Linked DNA regions of Mus musculus: all the other regions are linked to region 4. The links are chromatin loops, found by intact Hi-C in ENCODE. Cell type or tissue: left cerebral cortex. All regions are shown on one strand. Region 1 overlaps Ttc21b (tetratricopeptide repeat domain 21B). Region 2 overlaps Ttc21b (tetratricopeptide repeat domain 21B). Region 3 has its middle 11 kb from the start of Gm34688. Region 4 has its middle 82 kb from the start of Galnt3. Region 5 has its middle 53 kb from the start of Csrnp3.

What was found. A loop is a pair of places that touch in the nucleus more often than their neighbours do. Peaks named below come from ENCODE experiments on the same cell type or tissue, not always from the same donor. Only the 100,000 strongest peaks of a DNase experiment are listed, where the experiment ranks them.
Region 1: a loop joins it to region 4, with 4 times the contacts of the local background. A loop is called at or near these places in 6 of 42 quality-filtered maps.
Region 2: it touches region 4 in a loop (2.2-fold over the local background); 4 of 42 quality-filtered maps call a loop at or near these places.
Region 3: a loop joins it to region 4, with 4 times the contacts of the local background. A loop is called at or near these places in 2 of 42 quality-filtered maps.
Region 5: it touches region 4 in a loop (7-fold over the local background); 18 of 42 quality-filtered maps call a loop at or near these places.

The regions. Positions count from the first base shown.
Region 1 is chr2:66,182,016-66,187,015 of GRCm38, forward strand. Ttc21b (tetratricopeptide repeat domain 21B) reads right to left here. Exons shown (of 29, transcript NM_001047604.2): 28 at 4,139-4,206; 29 at 2,312-2,828. The coding sequence ends at 2,751. Among named protein-coding and RNA genes, the nearest start is that of Galnt3, 60 kb to the left of the region's middle. In left cerebral cortex, a CTCF peak has its summit at 2,636; a DNase peak (open chromatin) is centred at 2,620.
Region 2 is chr2:66,188,109-66,193,108 of GRCm38, forward strand. It overlaps Ttc21b (tetratricopeptide repeat domain 21B), which reads right to left. Exons shown (of 29, transcript NM_001047604.2): 26 at 3,451-3,675; 27 at 152-272. Among named protein-coding and RNA genes, the nearest start is that of Galnt3, 66 kb to the left of the region's middle. In left cerebral cortex, no CTCF peak of the experiment used is centred here; DNase peaks (open chromatin) are centred at 2,286 and 3,673; H3K4me3 peaks cover 450 bases; H3K27ac peaks cover 398 bases.
Region 3 is chr2:65,393,653-65,398,652 of GRCm38, forward strand. No RefSeq gene overlaps it. Among named protein-coding and RNA genes, the nearest start is that of Gm34688, 11 kb to the left of the region's middle. In left cerebral cortex, a CTCF peak has its summit at 2,635 (motif pointing right); a DNase peak (open chromatin) is centred at 2,667.
Region 4 is chr2:66,040,067-66,045,066 of GRCm38, forward strand. No RefSeq gene overlaps it. Among named protein-coding and RNA genes, the nearest start is that of Galnt3, 82 kb to the right of the region's middle. In left cerebral cortex, CTCF peaks have their summits at 718 (motif pointing right) and 2,293 (motif pointing left); DNase peaks (open chromatin) are centred at 817, 1,571 and 2,212; H3K4me3 peaks cover 841 bases; H3K27ac peaks cover 328 bases.
Region 5 is chr2:65,790,377-65,795,376 of GRCm38, forward strand. No RefSeq gene overlaps it. Among named protein-coding and RNA genes, the nearest start is that of Csrnp3, 53 kb to the right of the region's middle. In left cerebral cortex, CTCF peaks have their summits at 2,293 (motif pointing right), 3,515 and 3,789; DNase peaks (open chromatin) are centred at 2,110, 2,242, 3,122 and 3,406; H3K4me3 peaks cover 327 bases.

The DNA of each region.
Region 1 (5,000 bases), 140 kb after region 4:
CAGCTCAGTAACACCAGAAGCAGGCAGGAAGGAGCAGTACTACCCCTCACTTCGATCCCAGAGGATTCACAGTGGTGCTTCTTGAAACAGGACAGCTGATCGGGGACAGACTCTCATTTGTCCTGCATGGTCTCAACCAGAAGTGCATGAGTGCAGCAGTTTCCTTCCCATGCAATTTTATAAAGAGTTCTGATAAGTTATTCTCTGCTGGTGAAATGAGTCAATTCAAGCCAGATTAGATTATATAAAGTTGGATTCATTGGGAGGCTGCTGTCCAGTCAGTTCATTGGACCCAAGGAAGCCAGAGAAGTCTCTATGGGGAGGGAGACAGAGGGTAGAAAGAATGTGCACATGCACATGCAGGGAGGGAGAACATGCAGAGACAGAGAGAAGGGAGGAGGACTATAACGTCTGGACCATACAGGGAGGAGCTTCTAGGGGGAGGGAAAGCCCACCCACTGGGCTAGAAAATTCGTGGTAGAAGGCTAGATATGCCAGACATAACAGGTGGGGATGCTGGGAGAATCTGGAGGTCAGGTCCACTTTGGTATGTTAAATATGCACCTCAGCCCCTTGGCCCATGTGTGAAACCCAACAATCTCACCCAGCACCAAGAGAGCCACGCGACCTCCAGTCCTAAAGTAGGACGGCTCGCCTCAGATCCTGAATCCACCCGAGGAGTCCCCTCTGCTTGAAGTCTGCTCCAGAGTTCAACCTTGGTTGCTCCACCAAGCCTACAGGAAGCCCTCCCTTAGGTTTGCACTGGCTTGCAGAAGACACTTATATCCTCCAGGGTTCCCCCACCTCTCACACAAGATTTGTTAAAGTTGAAGCAGGTTAAACTTCCAATCACTTCCTTTTCCCCATGGAGGGCATTAATCCAGATCTAGACTCCATGAGAGCTTCTTCAACCAGGTTCTCTGACTCCTCCATCCAGAAGGCAGGCGTGACCTTCCAGCGCGTGCAAGGCGGTTGTGGAAGCTGCGGTGTGGGGTTGCAACTACCTGTCTAGGCTCCAGACTTCCTATATTTCTGATTAAGGTATACATCACAAAAATCAACTCTCAGACAAGAAAAATATTCTGGGACTGTCAACGTTGTAGAGTTTAGATAGAGTGGACGGAGCCAGGATGTAGAATAGCTACGTTAAACTGAGCGTGGACATGACAATGGCTTCTCTACATTGATAACAAAATTACTCAATGAAAGGAACAAGCCACCTGGGTACGGTAAACCTGAGAGCCCACCCTCAGGGATGTGCTCCCTCCAGCGAGGCTGGACCTAAAGGCTTCCTAATGTTCCCAAACAGCACTACCAACTGGGGACAAAGTGCTGAAATACACAAGCCTATAATGGGGGCAGTTCTCACTCAATTCACCATGTGCACATGTTCATTCTTTGTTATGGAAGGAACAGACAGGCTTTGGAAGTTGGGGGTGGTGGAGAATATCTAATTATCTCACCACTGAGGGAAGAATAATTGGGTCTCTCTTAGCAGTTGTTAATGGCCTATAGCTCTTCACCTAGGGATTGGACAGTTTGGAATCTTTACAATAGGAATAATACGTTTTCCTAGGCTTGTGATGAACAAATGCTGTACGATATGTAAAAGTATTTTTATTAGCTACTAAATAGTTCCTAAATGTTATTATCTGAGTTTTATGAAATGCTATAAATGCAATTTTGGTAATGAATGATTAGAATTTTATAGCATATAATTGGAAATAAAAGGACACTAAAACCATGGAGATACGATCCCCAAGGCAATCTGTTTGAAAGAAAAACAAATTATTAAAAATATTTTATTTCAAGTAAAAATAAAACTGAAGACTACTGTATTTTGAAAGAACTTCAGATGTACATAAGACACCCGAGAAGAATGCTAAGGACCAAGGTTGATAAAATTAGGGTAATTTCGTATAAAAAAGCAGAAGCCACCCATCAAAGAGTACTATTTGCCGGGGCGCCTGCCCTCTACCCACCCCCATCTCCGTAAGTCTCTGATGACCGAAAGCAATTTTCACCCTTCTTCACCAGACCACTGTCTGGGACACATTAAGCTCACTCTTGTGGCTTCTGGTTAATATTGCTATAAGGGTTTACCTATTTAAACTGGTTTCAGAGTATGACCATTTCTTAAGATCACACTTGCTTTGAGGGTAGGAAGCATGAACATAACAAAGAGAGGCAAACATTGAGTTTTAAATTTTCCAGGGAAGATTTTTCTAATAAATGTCATTTCCTTCAACATTATTAAACAACACTGCAGACTGCCCTGTGTCTTTTGAGTTCTGAAAAAATATAAACCAGATATTCACAAAAATCTTTATTAAAATATACATTTAAAATATGTATTCATTTTTCATAAATTACATGAGATTATATCACAAACTATAATAGAAAATTAACAGATGACAGTAGACTTTAAATAGAATTGTTGGAAAATCTAATACTCTTCAGAAAAGATATATCACCCAGACTTTAACAAAAATATCCTCTGTAGAAACGAGTTAAGCTTTATCACAGAACTACCATTGTGCCTAATGGAAGGGAGAAAGATGAGCTCTCACCCAGCCACTCCACCAAGGATGCCACAGACCAGTGTTGTCCACGGACAGCAGCAGCCTCTGCTGGAGAAGGCAGGACACACTTCTGTCACACTGTCAGCTGGAGCCTGTGTCAACTGCAAAGACTGTGAAAGCTGAGGGACCACTGTCATCTCTTGCCCAACACTTCAGTAAAAATCATTTTCAAGGTCTTAAAGATGCACGCGCCTTATCAAGTATATCCTTTCTGATTTTGGGGTAAGTTGGATGTGCTTCAAGAACCTGGGGAAACAAAACCAAACTACCTTGTAAGGAACTGTTGAGAACAAGGGAGCTATGACTCTGAGTCTAACTGCGCATTATGGGCAAGAGTTCACTGTATTAACACTGTCACACTCATCAAAGGTGACAATCACCGCATGAGTGGTGACTCATTGAGATGAGCAGATAAGAGTCACAGAATGTGGAACTACCCATGGAAACATCTCATACAAGTTTCCTTAACAGGTGACTTAGAAGACAACTTATAATACTTCTGTAACTTAGCTTCTTGTCATGTCTAATATCCTCTTTGAGGGTTTTACTAACCGAGAGCATGTATCAGATTTACCTGGACTGATTTTGGAACATTCTGATTTCCAGCAATGCTATGTCTGAGAGGGAGAAGCTATTCATTTAAAAAGATAGAAGTCCACAAGTGATTTGCACACATAGCCTTGGGTTAGTGTTCATCCTTAGTTTGAAACACTGCCTCACAGAAGTTAGCAGTCAACAGCAATCCCATAGCCAGGTATTTACCACAATAATACTGGGACACAACTATCTGAAGTAAGAGCTGTGAAAAATGGTAAGGCCCTCTTCGAACGGAGCTCCATTGGGACATGGCACACACAAAGCGCTATGGAAATTCTAAAGCTGGAAGGATGTTAAAGATGCCATTTTAATTGTAGGGTTTTAGTGCAATGAAATGCAGAAATACTTCCTAAATTATGGAGTATTTTTAGCTATAATTTATAAATAAAAAGTTCTTCAATAGATAGATATAATCACAAAATGTCCCACTTAATAGAATGACCTGGGAAATCAATGCTATCTGCAAAAGTGTCCCTGGTGCCTGCAGAGGCCAGAGCAGGATGGAGGAGGCCCTGGAGCTGGAGTTACAGATGGTTGAGAGCTGGACATGGGCGTTGGCAACTAAACCGGGGTCCTCTGCAGGAGCAACAGAGGCTGCTGACTGCTGAGCCGTCTCTCCGGCCCTTCAGATACCATCCAAACTGGATTTTGTCGAACAGGTTTTCCCTACTAGCCTATCTCTTTAAATTGACACAAATCCTTTACTATTTAAACCCTAATTATAAATATATCCTTGCTTTAAATAGACACATTTTAAAATTTTAACCGAACACTAATAATTTCTCCATAACTTATTTAATAAACTACTTAGCTAAACAACCACATCTTCTATTTCTTACTGTTCAGTGACATTTGAGAGTAGAAGGAAATTGTGCATTGCTACTTTTGGTTATGAGCCTTAGCCTTTAAGAGCTGAGCCATCTTTCCAGACTCCACCTGTACTATTTTAAGAAATTTACCTGGTGACATACGTCAATTGCATCCACATATCGTTTTGCTTTTAGGTAATTAAATGCCAATTTGTATCCTGTTGAGACAAGAAAAAAAAATCTGATACGTGGTTTTTTCCTTCCTCTTTTGTTGACTTATTAGAGAAGTCCTAAGGGAAACTGTTGGCCAGACAATACAGAGAAAAGAGACATGGCAGGAGAAAGCAAAGTGAAATTAAGATGAGCAAACAGAAAGGAACAGAGTTGGAAAAAGGGACCCCAGTGAGTAGCTGCTGGGTGGGAGCACTGCTGCTCCCCGAGTGTGGCTTCTTCAGCTCACTGAAAAGCGCAAACTCCATCAGCAGACAAGTGGAAGTGAATCTAGACATCTAGTGATTGCCATGTAACCTGAGCGTAGGTGAGAGGAGGTCCTCTCCTCACAGGCTCTTGGTTCCTAGTGGTCTCCTATTTTAAAATGTGTTTTTCACTTGAAATGTGTTCTTATGCATATTTATACAAGGAATATAACTATAACTACATATACACATACATATATATACACACAAACTACACACACATTTATATGTGTGTATACACACACACACATATATATGTGTGTATGTATGTATGTATGTATGTATGTATGTATGTATGTACTAGCATAACTATTTGGGGCCATTTGCAGTGACAGCACCTGATTTGAAATTCTATGGAAATAGTGTGTGGACTTTGAGGGTTTCTTGTGAAAGTGTAAGGTTAATTTGGCCAGCCAGACTGGGTAGTGGATATAGTGACAATCATCAGGGACAAACAAAATAATTAAAAATGTCAGAGGAACACCTAGGAAAGGAACTCTGGGAGAGCTGCCAAGATCACTTATAAACTAGAATAA
Region 2 (5,000 bases), 150 kb after region 4:
AGTAATCAGGTAAGTAACTCGCGATGAGGATACAGCATTGACAATAGAGGTTGGCTTGTATATGTATTGCCCTAAAAGTGCATTTCAAATAGTATTTACAAATGATATATTATTTCTTGTGAAGACACTGGGCCCAGTCTGCTGAACTCACCCACTGCAGGATTTGTCTGGTTGCTATGTTTCCATGCCATCTCATAGTTGAAGGCCGCATCTGTGTATGCTTGCTCTTTCTCCATAATGTACCCCATATATTCATAAGCTTTGCAGCAGGACTGAGGGGACAATGGAAGACAGAAGCAGATTAAGCTCCATACCAGTAAACTTTTACAGAATGTGTATAACATGCAGAGCAGTCATGTTAACCCCTCTACATGGTGTATAAAGCAATGGCACTCCAACCTGTGTATAGCACCAAAGTACGGAAAGGACACACTGAATGGTTTTTATGCCAAGAGCCAGCCCACAGCTATCAGAAGCAGAACTTCTTTTATAGTACCAGGAATACATACAATGGGATGGGTATTTGACTCACAGACAGGTATCCAGTTTATTGTGACTAATTTAAACACATATTTAGACTTAAGAGTATAGTGAATTCATAACTTTCTTTCAAAAATTAACCAATGACTCAGATCCTGCCCCACATTTACACTTCCATACTACCAAGAAAAATAACTCAGATACTGCATAAGTTTAACCATATATATGCTAGAATGCTATTCTAAAAGATAAAGACTTCCTTAAGTATAACCCAAACTCGTGGCACCTAGAATATACCAACTTCACCCATACATTTAGAGACTGTCATATTTAAAATGGTTGAAATATAATTTATTTTTAAAGAAGTTTTTAAGACTGAGAATCCAATCCAGGTCACAGATTGTGAGTGGTTTGACATAGCTCAAGTCTGTTTTCATCTGGAGAATCTTTCTTCTGTCTCTATTATCTTGATTTTAAAAAGTATAAAGAATCTTTACAACAGTATTTCTCTCTACACAGATTAGGTTGGCTCCATTTTGGTGGGGTTTCTGTAATAACAGTCCAATATTATTGATGTTTCCTGCTTTTTGCTCTGGTTCTCAACCTTCCCAATGCTTCCCTAACCCTAACCCTAACCCTAACGCTAACCCTAACCCTAACCCTAACGCTAACCCTAACCCTAACGCTAACCCTAACGCTAACCCTAACGCAAACCCTAACCCTAACACTAACCCTAACGCTAACCCTAACCCTAACCCTAACGCTAACCCTAACGCAAACCCTAACCCTAACACTAACCCTAACCCTAACACTAACCCTAACCCTAACGCTAACCCTAACGCTAACCCTAACCCTAACCCTAACGCTAACCCTAACGCTATCCCTAACCCTTTAATCCAGTTCCTCATGTTGTGATGACCCCCAACCATAAAATGCTTTTTCTGACTGTAATTTTGTTACTGCTCTGAATTGTGATGTAAATAACTGATATTCAGCATGGTCTTAGACGAATCCAGTGAAAGGGTCATGGCCCACAGGTTGAAAATCACTGTTTTAGGGGTTCAGTCTGAATATTTTCTTTATATACCAACAGTATTTATTGTAAGGTTCTTCCTTATTCTAAGAAATTTCATCACTAAGTATTTTCACTAAAACCACTTTCCATTAAATCACAGACAAAAATGTGACCCTGAGAAAGCTCCCACCCCAGTGTCCCACGGCTCAGCACAGTAGAGTCTGTATGTTTTCATATTACTTTTTCTCATTTCACTTGATTGAAAATACAGTACACTGTTGTAATCATTGTGATTGTGGTTTTTCCCTCATTAACCCCCATCTCTGTCATAGACATTGTGTTCTTCTATAACAAAGCACCGCATGTTTGATTCTCTCCTTTGTAATATTCTGCCCATTCATAAACTCGTCCATGTTGAAACATAGTGATAGTTATCATGGATTATTATTTTGAACATTTATATATTGAGATATCTTATCAAATAATTGGCCACTTACAAATGCAGTTCATACAGAAAACCCAGGGTAAGTGTTGAATTCTTCTCCATTGTCTGACAGAAACACTCAGCTTATTAGCATACTTCAGTTGACTAATTCTATTTTCTTTTTTGTATTTTTATGCAGTCATGTGTTTAACATATCGGATGTGTTTTAATCTATTGCAGTTCTCACTCCTTTTTGTACTTGGTGTCCCAACTCTGCTGTTGGACTGTCTTCCACGAGGCTCCGGAGTGCCTGGTATGACGCTTACTGTATTTGATAGCTTTTTTGCCATCTGGTATGGCAAGATGCTCTAGTGTTGTTTTATGCTTTCTTGGTCCAAATATCAGAGATTTCCCTCTAAAATTATATAATTCAAGGCTCCTAAGCTTTGATTCCGGAGCCTCTCATGCTTTCAAATAGATATGCCAAAGCAACTGGGCTGAATGAAGGTTCTGAAGGAGCAACCAAGTTTAATGTTACAAGGTGTTGCTATGTGGTCAGTGTAGATGAGAGGCGGGATTTTATCCATGTCAAGGCCTTGATTCCTATGTCAAGGTTGATTAATCTCAGACTAGGCGTATAGTGTTCAACTGCACAGTAGTTTAGATTTTAAAGCTTATCAGCAAGTATTTTGTCTTCAAGGCCAATTTAGGTTAAAATTGATGAAACTGGTCATTTAAAGCTGTCTACCAATTGATAATGGACATACATTCTAGGGTTTTCATTCCTAAGATTATCTTAATACTATAGGTAATCATAATTCCTCCTTAAGAAGTAAATGATCCAAGTTATAATATAATTTGCTTAGAGAAAATGAAAAATAGATTTACTGTGATTAGCATTTTTAGCTAATTGGTATGAATCTGTGAATACAAATAGCCTCAACTTTCTAAGTCAAATGTAATTATTTCTCAGCAAACACTAATTTACACCTATATTAAAAAATCATAATACATTATCTTCTTTATGTGTTTAAATAACATAAGTAAATAGGGTTCACATTGTATAGACTTGGAGATTTTCCATTTTTCCCTAAAGATAAGGACTTTCATTAAACTGAATTAGAAGCCCCCATATATATTATGCATACTGGTCTAATAATGTGGAGATGACATGCAGCTGCAGTAAGTTCATCAAGAACACTTCTTAAAGGGAGGGACAGACGACCACAATGAATAATCTGCAATTTTCATTAGTTCTGGGATGAGCTGGGTAATCATGGCGAATGCTTGACATTCTGAAAGCACTTCTTTTAAGCGGGGCATCACCAGCTGAGACTTGAAGCTGCACAAATCTATCTTCCCACTTCCTTCAAGGGAACACAGCTTCTTTTTATCATTAGTATTCACTTCCTGACTATGATTTTAAACATTTAAAATTCAAGACCCAAAGGAGAGGCATCAGACATGGACCCATTGCTCTGCTATGGGAAGCTTATGCCACACAGTTAACCACTGTTTCCCAGTCACCTACCCGGTTATGGCAGAGACACCGCTTTAGTAATTCCTCTGCCATGTCATATTTTGCTGACTGGATATAAATATCAGCAAGCAGCAGCCAGCTCTTCTCCAGATCCTCGGCTTCAATAGGATTCCAAGGCATTTTTGCAATCCGCTTCAGCTGGTTTCTGGCTTTTGGAGTCTGTTTCAAGATCATATAAGCCGTTGCCATTCCCAAGAGAGCTGGGATATGATCCTTCTGTGGGAAAACGAAACTTTAGACCACAAGACGCATCACGGGGGAAGCGGCAAATGGCCACCTGTGCCGTCTCTCTGGCTCTGTGCTGGGTAAATGTGACTGTTACCGTTTCACACTGCAAGTCATCTTAAGTCACTATGAGGAAACCAGTAAACATGTGGTCCAAACAAATTCACAAACTATGCAGACGCTAAAGCGCAGGCCCAACCGTGAGTGGGGCTTCGTCTGTGATGGGGCTGACTGACTGGTGCAGTTCTGTACGTAACAGAAAGAATGAACTCTGACTTCACTGCAATGCTTCCTGAGCTGTTTCACTTTTAGATTTACAGCTTTGCCTCTGTGGTTCCTTTCCCTTGTTAAACATGAGTAACACATCCACTTCCTAATCCATCTTACCGCTATCTTCCCCCACTCTCATTAAAAACAAACAAACAAACAAGCAAGCAAACTAAAAGAAACGAAACCTCTTTTCCCAGTGAAGTTAGACCAATGAAAGTGTCGTAAATAGGGTATGCCTTAAATCACCCGCACAGTTCATACAATAGACTCATGGCTTGAAGACTTTTAGATGCAGAGTCTGCAGTCTCCTGATAGGGTCTATACAGCACAATATGTCCTTAGACAGAGTAAAGCCCCTGAAAGTCTGTCTTCTGTAAAGCCAAGAGGTTAGCCAGAACTGACATACAATGGAGGCCATGAGAACCTGCCAAGAGAACGGACTTAAGCCACAGTGTACCTAGTTCCTGACTAAGCTTTGCAGAGGGATTAGGACAGTGTCTGGAGGAGGATCTTTAAGCTTAACGTCTTGAATCAGAAGTATGATAAGAAATTGCAATGCTGTGGCTATAACACTGCCTGTCTGTACGTCTACAGATTTGAGGAAATAATGGCAAATATCCAGAAAGGAATATGAAACTATCATCTGTTCACGCCCAAGCCCGAGCTTGGCTGGAAACTGGAAGACAGCAAAGCATTGGAGACTAATGGAAATAGGAGGGTACTTTCTTGTCTCTAATGTTCTTTGGTCTTTTCTTTTCTCTCTCTCTCCTCTCTTCTCTTCTCCTCCTCCTCTTTTCTTCTTCTTTTCTCTTCTTTTCTCCCCCCTTCTCCTCCTCTTCATCTGCCTCCTCCTCCATCACCATCATCATCATCTTCATCATCATCCTCTTTTTGACACAAGGTCTCTACATAGCCCTGGCTGTCCTGGAACTCACTCTGTAGACCAGGCTGGCCTTGAACTCAGAGATCCACCTGCCTTTGCCTCCCTAATGCTGGGATTAAAAGTGTGCACCAACTTGGCTTCTCATTTTATTTTCAAAATATAG
Region 3 (5,000 bases), 650 kb before region 4:
TAGAACTCGTAATTCTCCTGTCTTGGCCTCTTGAATTCTGGGATTAGAACTATGCCCTAGAACTGTGAGGTATCTAACAGAGGAGACTACTTGGACATGGGTTTGACCTAGTAGAAAGTCTTTATTAGCCTGCTGGTGTTCAGAATCCTAATACAGACCTAAGCCTTTTTCAGGGTGAGTTTTAAGCACAAAAATGTACATCCTGGGTCTGTACAACCCAGTTAGCAAGAACAGTTTGCCAGAAGCAGAATTACAGAAACCAATGAACATGTTTAGTACATACGGGGACTTTTCCAGTTTTTCCAGAACTGTGTGCTTTGAGGGATTAGGCCTTTGGTCTCATCGTGGCAGGTGAGGAGCCTCTGTGCTGGGCTCCAAGGCCTGAATGGGACTTCCATCTTGGTGTCAGTTGTGCTAAGGTCTGGAGTTAGAGCGATGGGCTTACTTTCCTCCTCTTTTCCTTCATCTTGAAGTCCTTTGGGAGAAGTTTGTTAGATGCTTAAGACATAAAAATGATCTTCCAAAAGATATTGGTGATGTTTGATCTCATTTAATTTACATAGTATATGAAAGGTTTGATTTAGGGCAGAATTATTTAGGACACAGTCCCTGTAGTTTGCACTCTACAGAATAAAAAGAGTTTTGTAGCACGCACGCACGAGCGTGTGCACACACACACACACACATTCTGTGCTTGAGCATATGAGCTCTGGACTTCCTGTCTCTGACTGAGACCCTTTGTGGTCTGGCCACTCTGCCCACCACTTTTGGCCACCTTTCGTGCACCACAATGAACTCTCATCCCTCTGGAACCGTAATCCCTAATAAAAATCTTTCTGCTGTAAATTGTCTTAGCCATGCTGTCTTCTCAAAGCAACAGAAAAGTAACTAAAGGAAAGGGGGGAGTAGCTGTGGAGAGGAAGGCAACCATCAGGAGAGCGAGAGTGAAAAGAGACACTAACGGGGCACCATTATAGTAATAACGCATTGTATGGAGTTATTAAAAGTAAGTCATTTTTTTACTTCAAATATTAACATAGTGAGGTTGGTAAGATGGCACAGTGAATAAAGACACTTGCTGTCCAGTGGTCTGAGCCTGACCACCTGAGTTCTAATTCTTAGGCAAACATGAAGTATAGCATATAGATTTTACTGCCCTATTTTAAGCTCCAGGCAGACCATGCTACTAGCCATGCCCAGGTCCCATCAGATTCATAGATAAAAGACACATGTACACATTAGCTTAATTTTGATGTGCTTTAACTCAATGGCTGGACTCTTCTAAGTCTTCTCCAGCTATTGTGCCCTTTATTTTCACTCCCAATTCAGCGCCCTAAATCTGCCCTCAACTTTAGTTGCTCAGTTACCTTTATTCCTAGCTCAGAACTCTAAATCTGCCCTCAGCTCAGTTGGTCTCTAAGCTCCTGGCTGCTACCCCAGGCCCAGTCAGGGAAGCAGCTGACGGCCACCCCACCCTGGATCTCACATGGCTGTTGGCTCTTTCTCTCTCCACAGCATGGCGAAATCTCTTCCTACTCCCTGACGTCTGCTAGCCTGCCTGCAGGAAACCTGGAAGTCCTGTGGATTTTTCCCAGCTTATTGGCAGTTAGTGTCTTTATTGATCTAACAAAAAACATTTGGGAACAGGACCTTCAGGGTCCACATGCAGATTCACGATCAGAGCATGAGAACCACGGAGTTGTGAGGAAGGTGAACAAGGCGTACTCAATGAGACTGTGCTTCTGGGATATATATTACCTTTTCCGTACCATATGGACTATATGTCCTTTATAGTTTGTATAGCTATGGGAAAACCATTTGACCCCATGTCCTATGTTCTGCCAGTATGTGTGATTCTTGACTGTCTAACTCCTTCTTCCTCTAGCTGTGTTGTATTCCTTTCAGTAGCAGAGACTTTTCAATCCCTTCATTTGGACCTCCTGTCAGTCTCCTTTAAGGGAAGTTCCTTGTACTTAGCAGTACCTGGAGCTTATCTTTTGATATAATCAAATTGTAGGGTGTTTACACTTATCATGCTAAGCAACATGGATAACTCCTAGGGAGTGCACACCTGAGATGTTCCAGGGCCCCAGGAACTTCTTCTGCCCTTGTCTCGAGGACCCAGAGGCTCCAAAGCCCCCAGGCTAAAGGGAAAACTACAGAAAGTTACCTGAATCTGTCCCCTCTGTGGGTATATCAGTCTATGGCACCTTCAGCACAGAACATGTATGAATGCCTGGATGTGGCCCTAAATTCAGTGTCTGGGATTTCTGGGTGACTATCTTCTGCTCCCCTAATTTTGTGGTATGCACCCCTGGTTGTCTTTACTGTGTGTCTCTCACCATATGTTTCTGTCAGTTCCACTGGTTGGAGGAAAAACAGCTCTAAAATGAAAGGAGAGGTGAACAGTTTCGAGGCCTCAGCTAGCCTAGGACAACCTGAGGTAGCAGGACGTCACAGAGAAACCCTGTCTCAAAAAACAACAAACAGGCAAGCAAACAAACAGAAACATCTCCGTGTAGTGTGATTTAGAACTTAAAGAAATCCTTGCCTGTTTCATGTAACCGTGGACACATGCCTTAGGACTCTCTCTGCCTTTGGGTAACAGAATCTTAGGGTGGTGTTTGTATCAGTTTTGTCCATCAGCCACTAGATGGAAGCATTTTGCTTCTTTTGAGATTTAAAGCTCCTCTTGGAAAATGCTGACCCATACCTGCCTGGTTCCTTTGTGGAGTTGAAAGTCTTTAGGACACCTCATTGCATGATCTGCCATTCTTTGATCTTCGAGAGAGGAAGGCATTGTTCTGTGTGATTACCTTTCCATGTTCTGGGTAGAAAATTAGATAGCTTGTGGCTAGAAAGTTGTCAGAACAGTGAAACTCTAAATAAAATGTAGACTGCTGGAGCCACTGGTGAAGCTCTCTGCCTTAGTATATTCTACGCAGACTGTAATCTCACCTTTCAGACTAGAGGCACTTGTCTCCGTTACTTTTCTATTACTGTGAAAAGACATCATGACCAAAGCAAGTCCCACAAAGGAACACATTTAGAGGCTTGCTTATGGATTTAGATGGTTAGTCCATGATCAGCACTGTGGGAAACAGACAAGCCTGGCACTGGAGCAGAAGCTGAGAGCATAATATCTTGATCTGCAGGCAGAAGACAGACAGACAGACAGACAGAAACACAGAAACACAGAGAGAGAGAGGGAGAGAGAAGAGAGAGAGAGAGGGAGACACACACATACACACACACAGAGAGACAGAGAGACAGAGACAGAGAGAGAGAGAAAGACAGAGAGGGAGAGAGACAGTGAGAGATAGAGAGAGACAGAAAGAGAGGGAAGGCAGAGGTAGAAGGAGAGAGCTTGAGCCAGGACCTGCCAGGTCCTGCCAGGTGGTCTTTTGAAACCTAAAGCCCACCTCCAGTGACACACCTCATCCAATACAGCCACACTTCCTAACACCCTCCTGTCCAAGCAATCTGCCTGCAGACTCCACTGCACCCGCTGCTTCTATCTGCCCTTCCTGTCCATCTCTTTTCTGTTGGCTTTTCTTACTGTTTGTTTGTATAACTTTAATTTTAATGTGGTTTTGTGTGCTTGCTATGTGTATATCTCCTCAATTTACTCATAAAGGCAACGAGGATGGAGACTACATTTTATATTTCTCTTTTGTCTTTTGTCTCCTACGGTAGTCGAGAGAGGGAACAAAAAAAAAAGTTCAACAAAAACTTCCAGAATCCAGTGCAATATGAAACAATACTGCAGAGACAGGCCAGTTGCAAAGTTAATTGGTGAATTTCCTGACGGCCTCTGGGAACGCCCATAATTTCGCAGGCAGACATCCTATTTCCCTCTCTAGGGTCCACTGCCACTCTGTTCCTAGTCCAGTTTTCCTGCTTCCTATCTTGGTTCATCAGGGCTTATTGGGGAATTAATGGAAACTACTGTCCTGATGGGGCCGCATGTGTCCCTATACATGTCTAAAGCAGTGTTCCCATAATCTATAGAACGCGCGCTGCTTATCCCGTATCCTGCTTCACAGCATCCTCTCAGCAATTCATAAGGCGTGTGCGTACTTGCTGAATTCCTGCTTTCCTCCTAGGCCTTGACCTTGAAAGCAAAGCCCAGACTGTTTTGGTTTGCTATCCTTTCTCTATTTAGATAACATCTTGCTATGCAGCCCACCCTGACCTAGAACTCACAGTCCTCAGTTCCAGCATTACAGGTGTTTACCACCTTGTCTGGCTTGAATATCTACTTTGTTCACTGTATTAAGTAACCTGCTTCTTTTTTTTTAAGAAGTAAGACAATTGTTGAATAATTAAATGTTCTTTGTCAAAAATGTCATTCATTTTTTAATTTATTTTTAATTTTTTATTAGGTATTTTCCTCATTTACATTTCCAATGCTATCCCAAAAGTCCCCCATACCCACACAACCCCACTCCCCTACCCACCCACTCCCACTTTTTGGCCCTGGCGTTCCCCTGTACTGGGGTATATAAAGTTTGCAAGTCCAATGGGCCTCTCTTTCCAGTGATGGCCGATTGGGCCATCTTTTGATACATATGCAGCTAGAGACAAGAGCTCCCGGGTACTGGTTAGTTCATAATGTTGTTCCACCTATAGGGTTGCAGATCCCTTTAGCTCCTTGGGTACTTTCTCTAGCTCCTCCATTGGGGGCCCTGTGATCCATCCAATAGCTGACTGTGAGCATCCACTTCTGTGTTTGCTAGGCCCTGCTTCTAACTGAGCTATGCTCCTAGAACACAAACGTAAGTCTAAACTTAGGGTACCGGGCCTTAGTCATCTTAGTCAATCTGAATGCTTCTTCTTTGCCTTATGTTAAGTTGAAAACTAATAATCCCCCAACAATTCCAACCCTACAGTCCAGAAGCTGAGCCCATCCAAATTTTGTCTCTTTGCTTTGGCCACTTATAGTTTCCAGGATCTGCGGAGACTTTTATATTACACGGTTATGATCTGAGAGCAAGATC
Region 4 (5,000 bases):
TACAGAGACAAAGTTTAGAGCTGAGACTGAAGGAATGACCATCCAGAAACTGCCCCATCTGGGTATCCATCTCAGATACAATCACCAAACCCAGACACTTTTGTGGATGCCAACAAGTGCTTGCTGATAGAAGCCTGATATAGCTGTCTCCTGAGAGGCTCTGCCAGTGCCTGACAAATACAGAGGTGGATGCTCTCAGCCAACCATTGGGCTTAGCACAGGGTCCCCAGATAAGGAGCTTGAGAAAGGACTCAGGGAGCTGAAAGGGTTTGCAGCCCCATAGGAGGAACAACAATATGAACCAACCAGTACCCCCAGGGACTAAACCAGCAACTACATATGGAGGGACTCATGGCTCCAGCTGCATATGTAGCCGAGGTTGGCCTAGTCGGTCATCAATGGGATGAGAGGCTATAGGTCCTGTGAAGGTTCAATGCCCCAATGTAGGAGAATGCCAAGGCCAGGAAGCAGGAGTGGGTGAGTTGGGGAGCAGGGGGAGAGGGAAGGGATTGGGGGTTTTCGGAGGGGGAAACCAGGAAAGGGTATAACATTTGAAATGTAAATAAAGAAAATACCTAATAAAAAAGAGTAGATTTTTTAAAAAGTAAAAAATAAACAGCAAAGCAGTACAGATATAAAGTTGGGTAAAGGCAGAAAGAGATATTTCTGATCAAAGTGGCCACTATAGGCAACACTAGAGATTTCCAATTACTTAGATGTAAGACCACAAGAGGGAGACAAGAGAAGAGAATGAATTTGAAGCCAGTGCCTGCTCCCCAATGTACTTTCAAGCCATACTAGGGCTTACCTATCAGACAGCAAAGTGGTGAGAAGTTTGGCATTTTAAGAGGGCAAAGTGCTCTAGAGGATATAAGATATAAGACAGGAATGGATAAAAGACAGGAATCAATTGTGAATAGCCAAGATGCCTATCTGTCTCACCTTTGTTTGCAGTACATGGCTTTGCACCTACAACCAAAAGCCCCAAGCTCGAGTCAAATGGATAAGAGCCCAGCAAAGCATCAATGGTCATCTGAACAATGGCCGTGGGAATACAGCGGGTTCAACTGAAGGATGGAGTCAAGGATGACAGACAGATGGATTGTTTCATTTGCTCCCTTCGTCCTCAGTGGTGTGTGGCTGTGAGCTAGAAACACTGAGGAAGGAGTGACAGGTGGCTGGAGGGAAGGATAGCAGGAGAGGATGAATTTGAAAGCCCCACTAATCACCCTCCTCAATGAGGCGCTGTCTGTTGAAATTTCAACACAAGGTCTGCACTCGGATGCTTCTCAGAAACCTCTTCTGTGCACCCTGTTCCTTGGGGTCATCACTAACCTGCTAGTATGAAGCAGCCTCTGTTTCTTTGTCAAGTTCCCTCCGATAAAGCAAAGCAGTAAGCCAATTACTGAGATCATTCAGATGAAAATTTTACTTTTGCCTGAATTAGCCAGAGAATTGAGGCGTAAATGGACCTTTTCACTTGACTGATTGGGATAATTGCTTCGCTTTGCTAGGGGAGACCTATCTTTGGAAGTCTGTGTTTGGCCACCAAAACATGTTTGTAATATCCATTATCGTCGTTTCTTGAAACAGCCACGCGTGGCTAGTTGCCACACTCAAAAGCTTGTAGGCAGCTTTTGAGGTTGTTGAAACAGTGGGGATGGGAGTCAGATGGCATCTCTGAGACGCTCAGTTGCTTGAATTGTTTCCGTTTTGGCCATCTCTAAAACATGTCAGCTCAGTCCTGCTGAGCATCCAGGGAAGTCAGGGTTGGGGGTCGGAGAAGTTGGGGGGGATAGCGTGGTTGCGCAAGTCAGTTCGGTGGATAAAACACACGCGCGCGCACGCGCGCACACACACACACACACACACACACACACACACACAGAGTAAGAATTACCTCCAGGTGCACAGGAACAAATGGCTGTTCCTGAAAGGGCTGGGTGGGCGGACTTGAGAGAAACGTGTAATTTACATTTAATATTGAAGGAGTGAGAGGACTTCATAAAGAAACCTGAGCAGGAGCAGGCAATTAGTAACAGCAGCGGGACTGGCAGCCAAGCCTTTGGCCTGCGTCCTAGGAAATGGAAGCTTTGGCTTAACAGCGTGGAGCACTGGAAAGAAGAAATCTAAAAGCTCAGCCTTGAGCTCTGCGGCAGCCTTTCCTGCTGTGGTGGTGATGTGAGCCTATAGGGTACAGTATGCTCAGCAGTGGCCTAGAAAAGCAACTGAACAAGATGGACACCAGAAAAGCCCCGCAGACCTCAGATCTCTGCAATCACTTTGTGATGGCGCCCCTTACTGGTCAACAGGCAGAACACCAGAGGTCTACATCCTGAATGGAAATACGAGGTTTTCACTCAGGTGATCCCTGATGTTTCTGCGTTAAAATAATAATAATAATAATAATAATAATAATAATAATAATAATAACGATTTCATTATAAGATATTTTATTGTATTCTGAATAATGAAATAAAGGAAAGAAAATAATAGCTGTGGCTTTAATAAAACCCATCAGCTTTATTCATTGAATTGTGTTTTAAAAGAGTTAAATGCTAAGTTTCATGTTTATAAAATGACTCCTTTAAAATTTTAAATTTTATTCCACACAGATTTTCAAAACACTAGAAGACACATACAAACCATAGAACTGATCTTTCTCAAGTAACCCGCTCCTCAGATTGTAATAAGGAAGTTGGCATTAAAATAATCAGTTTCTTTTTTTTTTTTGGTTGCTATTGTTTTATTGTTTGAGATATTGCTTTAATTATGATAAATATGACAATATGACAAAGCCCTTAAGGAATGCTTGACATTTTGTCACAATCACAAGCCATTGAAAAATCCACTTTATTAAAATATAGATGAACTGAGAAAAATCAAGCCATTGTATCTAAAGTTATAAAAATTGAGTGTTCATATTTCACATTGCTCTGAAGGTCATTAAAATATCAAATAATCCATAAAGCATAGCTCACCTTTTTTTCTCAGCAGATTTACACATAGTGTCAATTTACTAAAAGTGAGGCCTAGAATATTTTCCTTCATAACCTTAATGTCATTGTACTGGCAATATTCAATATTTTGTGTATATTTTAATATCAAGAAGTCTTTGGAGACCAAGATAGTTACTAGTAGCCGAACAACATTTTCTTTTAACATAAACCAACCGTAAGCTATCTTACTGTGCAAAACAACATCAGCACGAAAAAAGTTCCTACAATTTCGCAGATATTTAAAACAAACAAACAAACAAACAAAACCAAACCCAACTCAGTAGATTCTGCACTTGGTAGATTTCTTCTTGTACAATATCCCTAAAAATAATTCATTTCAGATATATCCTTTCTGTGAACTCTTTTTACTAGTATATTTTTAGTCACAAGATTCTAGAATGTGTTAGAGAAGCAAGGGACACCCAAAGCCCCCACAGCATGGACTCTGGTCTGCCTTCAGGCCTGCCCTGAACGAACGGGCAAAGCTTTGCCCTGTTTCTTCCTCCTCAGACAGTGGGACTCAAAGAGCTTTTTGCCACCCTGGACACTCAGAGAGGCGGACATCCACAATGTTCCCTTAGGTTTCTACCTGGGAGTGACAGGTGTCCCTCCCACTCAAACATTGCAAAGTCCATCACACTGACACAGAAGTGGATTTTAATTCCTATTACCAAGTGGGCACCCTCACGAGTGATTTCCTACAGATACGCTCTCACGCTCTCACCGTTCCTGGGGAACAAAGGCACTGGGTAATCCTGCCCTACCATGTGCTTGCAAAGACAGGCAGAACTGGCGGGGAGCAGCACTGTCTCCTACAGGAATCAGCACACTGACAGGATATGGTGCAATTTATGTTTTCTTAAAAAAAAAAAAAAAAAAAAAAAAAACAGAGAGAGGCCTAACAATTTATTTGGGGTTAGGTTTAATATCTGGACTTCTTTCCAGGACTTACATTTTTACTGAAATAAATTGAGTTTAAATTGAGCTCTTGGGAGATTTCACAGTGATTGACCAATTAGGTTGTTAGGGCCACTCTGCATGGGCGGGGGGCACGGGGGCAATGGCAGGGGAGCAGCTGCTTTCGGGTCTCTGGCCTCGTCTTGAGTGTTGTCATGGTGACAACTGCCAGCAGGAACCTACTGGGAGCCCAGTGGACGCCTTGGCTGCCAGAGCTGTGTATCAGACAATGCGCCATTCCCAGCCTTCCAGACATAAGCAGCACAGACCCTTTAGCTGGGCTGTTCTTTGCTTTCTACCTAAGGGGAAATTTGCTCTTGCTTGAACTACCAATTGCCCGCCGTCAGTTCAGACAAAACAACTCCATTTTCGAGTTTCTTCTTGTGTGCTTCCTCTCTGCTGATTTTTCCATACAATGCCATCCTGTTCCCAATTTTCAAGGCGTACAACTAATGCGGTTACTAGAGAAACCTCAACTCATGATTTTTAGGTATAATGGAAAAGCAAACAGGTCCTATAGTGGTGTACTGCCTAACTTACACGATCTTCTGAGGTTGTGTAAGTTATGTGTTCTGTGCCCATATGATGTTCAACACACTTGCCGGTAGCGACTTGAAATGTCTCACTTGGCATGTGTCCAATACAACCAAGTAGCATACCTCCTAACTGATTTTACCTTATTTTACATGTAAGTAACTGCATATGACCCGGAACATTGTGTAGAAAGCATAGTTTCAGGATTATACTTAAACTCGACTACCTAGCCATAGAGGAAATACTAGTGTCTCACTTAAAATTGTGTACATATTACTGTCTCTAAAGCAGACGGAGGTCATTGCCAAATGAGGTGTACCATAGCATTCTCTGACTGGTTCTTGTAAGTTTAACTCCCAAGTCCTAATCGCATAGCTAAAAAGCAGTAAGGGAGGGTGATGACCTGCGTAGTACATGTCGTACTTTAGAAGCGAGACCTAAGTGGGGAAAATGCTGTTGTCTCTAAATCACTTATTACCTACATCATTGTGAATTTGAAGGGGAGACAGA
Region 5 (5,000 bases), 250 kb before region 4:
GTAGTATGTTTTTCTACTAGAGTCATGGCTTATAGTTTTGGGATCTTAGCTACATTAGCAGGGACAGGGGGTGTGGGGCAGGGAGTGTGGGGGAATAAAGGGAGTGGGAGAAAATCCTCTGGGTGGGCAGATGCACCCGGAAGACTGCCACATGCTTTCCATGCTGCCCCAGGTGGGTGTCTGGCTGTGGGAAGCTACTGACCCCAGCTCAGCGGGTGGTGGACAAAGGGCAGTCCTAGGCACCAGATTCTCAGCCTTGGGCATCCCAGATACCACTGGACACTGCAGAAGAGCTGAGAACAGAATGAGGGCCCTGGAGCTTAGCCCTGGAGCTGAAGGGAGGAGAGGGCAGGGGGAGAGGGCACTTGATGGTTCCCACGTGGGCGAGAGCCCTTGATCCAGTCCATGGCTGGAGCACAGGAAGGCCTTTGAGAGGGAGGTTAGGCAGCTCTTTAGGGAAATGCCTATCCCATCGTTCAAGCTTGGTGGGCCTTGATGAGGGTGGGCCTTGATGAACAGAGACCGTCTATGGTTTTAGAGCTTTATTGTAGAAAAGCAGGGAGGAAGAGAGAAGGTAGAAAAAGGGAGAGAGGCCAACCATGGCCACATGGGGGGGGGGGGAACGGTGAGAGAGATTGAAGGAGAGCTAGAGAGAATAGTAAGAAGGGTGAGAGCTTAAAGAGAGAAAGGAGGGGCCAAGCAACTCCTTTTATAGTGGGCTAGTCTATTACATAACTGTGGGGAGGAGCATACCTGGCTATAGTCTGGTAACTGTGTGGGTGGAGTCTAGCCAGAATGCCAGATGCTTGGGACATTGTCTGTGTGACTTATAGTCACAGAATTATGGAGTTGGGGGCTCTGTGGTGTCAGGCACTTGACTCTAGGAATGTGGATCCCTTTTCTGTCCCTTGTAGAGTTTTCTACTGGGTCGCTGAAGCAAGCCTCATTCAACCAATATAGGTTGCCTATCATGCTCCACAAGGGGGTGGGTCGTACAGCCAATTCTTAAAAGTGTCTACTTACCCCCTGTACTGGCTGGTGTGTCAACTTGACACAGCTGGAGTTATCACAGAGAAAGGAGCCTCAATTTAGAAAATGCCTCCATGAGATCCAGCTGTAAGGCATTTTCTCAATTAGTGATCAAGGGGGGAGGGCCCATTGTGGGTGGTGCCATCCCTGGAGTGGTAGTTTTGGGTTCTATAAGAGAGCAAGCTGAGCAAGCTAGAGAAAGCAAGCCAGTAAGTAGCACCCCTCCATGGCCTCTGCATCAGCTCCTGCTTTCTAACCTGCTTGAGTTCCAGTCCTGACTTTCTTTGGTGATGAACAGTAATGTAGACGTGGAAGCTGAATGAACACTTTCCTTCACAACTTGCTTCTTGTTCATGATGTTGGTGCAGGAATAGAAACCCTAAGACACCCCCATAACATTTATGCCACTATTGTAATAAGTACTGGTCACAGGGTTTGTACCTGGGTGATATTGATGGTTAACCACACAGGACAGTAACAGAAATTGCCTTCCCTCTTCTATGAGGTGGGAAGGTCCTTTCCACAATGTTTTTCCTCTACTGGGGCCTGTATTTATTTGTTAAGTCTTTGAAATTTGGAGCATCATTGTAAAAATCCAAATGTTACAATGAACTAAAAATAATTCCTCAGAAAAACTTCTCAGTCTTCTTGAAAAATATTTTTTGCTGTGTCTTAGCTAGATATTTAAAATTATTTTTGTCCAATTCCTCAAAGACTTAACCCCAGAATTAGCATATGACTCATCAAATGTAGCTCCAGGTATACACCTAAGAGAAAAAGATACATATGTCCTCACAGAAATTTGTGGGTAGATATTCAAATAAACATTGTCTATAACAGGAAACAAGTAGAAAGAATACAAAAGCCCATGTGTGGATAGATAAATTCAAGCACATAAATACAGCGGGCTATTGTTCTCCCATTGACAATAATGAAGTATTGATGCAGATTAAAACTATATGGGCCTCAAAGACATCAAAATGAGAGAAGAAAGAGAAAGACCAAACCCCGTGGGCTGTGCAATCCATTTGATATGCTATATCTAGAATATGTAGGTGAAGAGAAAGAATGGGAAGGCAGAAAAGAAGGTTGCTAGTGGTTGGTGTTTATAGAGGGACGAAAACTAGATTACAGAGCTGGTGGTTAAGTAACACTGAAAATATACCAATAGCCTTCCAACTAATTACTTTCGCTTTTGAATTTCAAAAACCTCAATGAAATTTTATAAAAAACAATTTGGTAAGCATTATTCAGCCTTTTCCACTAGAGGGTGCTGTTTCCATTATGAAGTGTGTGAAGTTTATTATTTGGAGTGGAAAGGCTTTTATATTTGCAAATAACCCCCCCAACACACACATACACACACGACAGTTATTTTGCATCTGTTTTAGGTATGTACAATGGAAGCAAACATAAAGTTTAGTAATGACTAAAAGAAATTGTGTTACATTTGAATGTCTCTTAAGAGGGAGTTTGTGAAATGACTGTCTTGTCAATATTTTTCTCCTTGAACATAAATGTCATGGTTGCAAAGTGAAGCCAGCATAAACAAACCACAAAACTAAAGAAATGGTTGATGGAAGCAGTTCAAAGTCTCCAGTGAGACAGAATAGGGAACTGTCCAAGCTCTCACATCTTCAGGGAATTTCAAGTATTTTTTCATGACCACTGCAATTGATGGACCCCTGAAAGCATATTTTTCACATGTAGAATAAAATAATCTCTTCAAATTAAAATGACTTCATTAAAGTTCTCTGTGAAAGATGGGTTTCGTAGTTCTATAGCGAATGGAATAATTAGACCATCCTGTCCTTGAATCTCTATGGCCAGTGGCTTAAGGACAATGTAGGGCCTGCCATGTATTCACCAGTGTGGATTTCTTTCCAGCTCCAAAACCACAAAATACACAACTCTTTATGCAATGAGAATGCCCTCAGCCAAAGCAAAATCAAAAGGCAGAAGAGAAAGTCAGTCAGGGAAAACAGAGGCTCCAGAGCAAATTGGAATCAAAGCACTGCGATTAAAGCTTGTAATTACAGAACTGTAAAAACGAGTCTGCCTTCTATATAAAGCCAGCCCTCCCCATCTTCCCAAACATGGAACTGGGTGGGGAAAGGGGGAAGCCTTTGAATTGCAAAGACCACACTGTGAAGAAAACCAGAAAGTGCTGGCTACTGGATCGTCTAGGAACCAGGAAGCAGCATTTCAACAGAATAGAATAATTTGGAAATACTTAAGAAACTATTCTCAGTAAATAATGTAAATGATATGTCTCCTTCTTAAGTTGCTTCAGTTTCTCCATTGTAAAAATAAACCACTACTGTGAAGGTTGGAATATATTGTCGCCCACAGACTCATGGGTGTAAGAGGAAGTGGCTCACTCCCAGCATGGCCTGGAAAGATGTCTTGTATCTGTAGACACTTTGCTGCACCCCCTTTTTCAGCCAGCAGTTGGAACATGTTCCTCTTGCCCTGTTGTTCTGCCTTACCTCAGGCTCCATGCAAGAGGTTCAGTCACCCAAGGACTGAAATGTCTGAGCCTGTGATCCAAAACAAATACTCCTCCCTCTAAACAGCTACTCCGAGGTCTTCGTCATACCAGTGAAACACAGACTAATGCAGAAAAGCAGTACCAAAACATGTGGTCACTGCTGTGACTACCGGGCACTCATAAGCCTTTTAGAGCTGGTTTGTGGGAGACAGCTGCAAAAGCTCAGAGGTTCAGGCGAAGAAAAATAACCCTGAAGGTTATAAACAAAGCTTAACTGGGCAATTTTGGTGGCACCTAGAGGACTTGAGTGGAATAGGAATGTGGACAATAAAAACTTTGCTTACAGCACCTCAGATTTAAATGAGCCTACTTTGAATTGGACTAGAATAAAGGTTCTCAAACTGTAGGCCATGATTCTTTGGGGCAGGTCACATATCAGTTATTCTGCATATCAGATATTTACAGTATGATTTACAACAGTGGCAAAATTAGAGTTATGAAGTGGCAACAGAATAATTCTATTGTTGGGGGGTCACATTCGTATGAGGAACTGTATTCAAGAGTCACATCATTAGGAAGGTTGAGAAGCACTGGAGAAGAGGCTATTGTCTGGATTTTGTTCATATCCTAAAACTTGATGGAAGTCCAAAATTCAAAGGTGGTGAAATAGGCTAGCATGGGAAACTTCAAAACAACACTGCACTTAAGCTGTGGTTTGGGCTTTGCTGGTACCTTCAATCAGGCTTGAAGTGAAAATTGGAGTGCAAACTGAAAACAGAAACATTCTTTAAAGCTTGTGGTTGTGTAAGAAAAGGAACACTGTTATTGTTGAGTCTAAAGAAGGTATATAAGAATTTTAATCCAGCAATATGGCTACTGTAGCCAGGAATCACATCTAAAAACCTAGTCCTCTGTGGTACAGCTGGAATACAAGCATGCCTTTAATCCATCCGGTTGGAATACACACTTCCCTTTAGTATACACCTTTAATTCCAATGATATCTAGTTGAAGAGCAGACAAAGTGGTGAATCAGAGAAAGATTTAACAGAATGAGTCAAAGATAGGATATGCCCAAATCTCACAGGAACAGACAGGAGAGAGGGACTACTTAGTAACAGGGCAGGGAGAGAGGTGGGTGGAGTTCACTTGAATTGGGGGCAATTCCGTTGAATATAGTTAAATTCAGTTGAGTTTGTTTATGCCTTCGGGGCTGTCAGCACAGTCAGTGCAGTCAGTGCAGTCAGTGCAGTCAGTGCAGTCAATGCAGTCAGTGCAGTCAGTGCAGACAGTGCAGGCAGTGCAGGCAGTGCAGTCAGTGCAGACAGTGCACACAGTGCACGAAGTACAGGCAGTGCAGTCAGTGCAGGCAGTGCAGGCAGTGCAGGCAGTGCAGGCAGTGCAGTCAGTGCGGGCAGTGCAGGCAGTGCAGACAGTGCACACAGTGCACGCAGTACAGGCAGTGCAGTCAGTGCAGGCAGT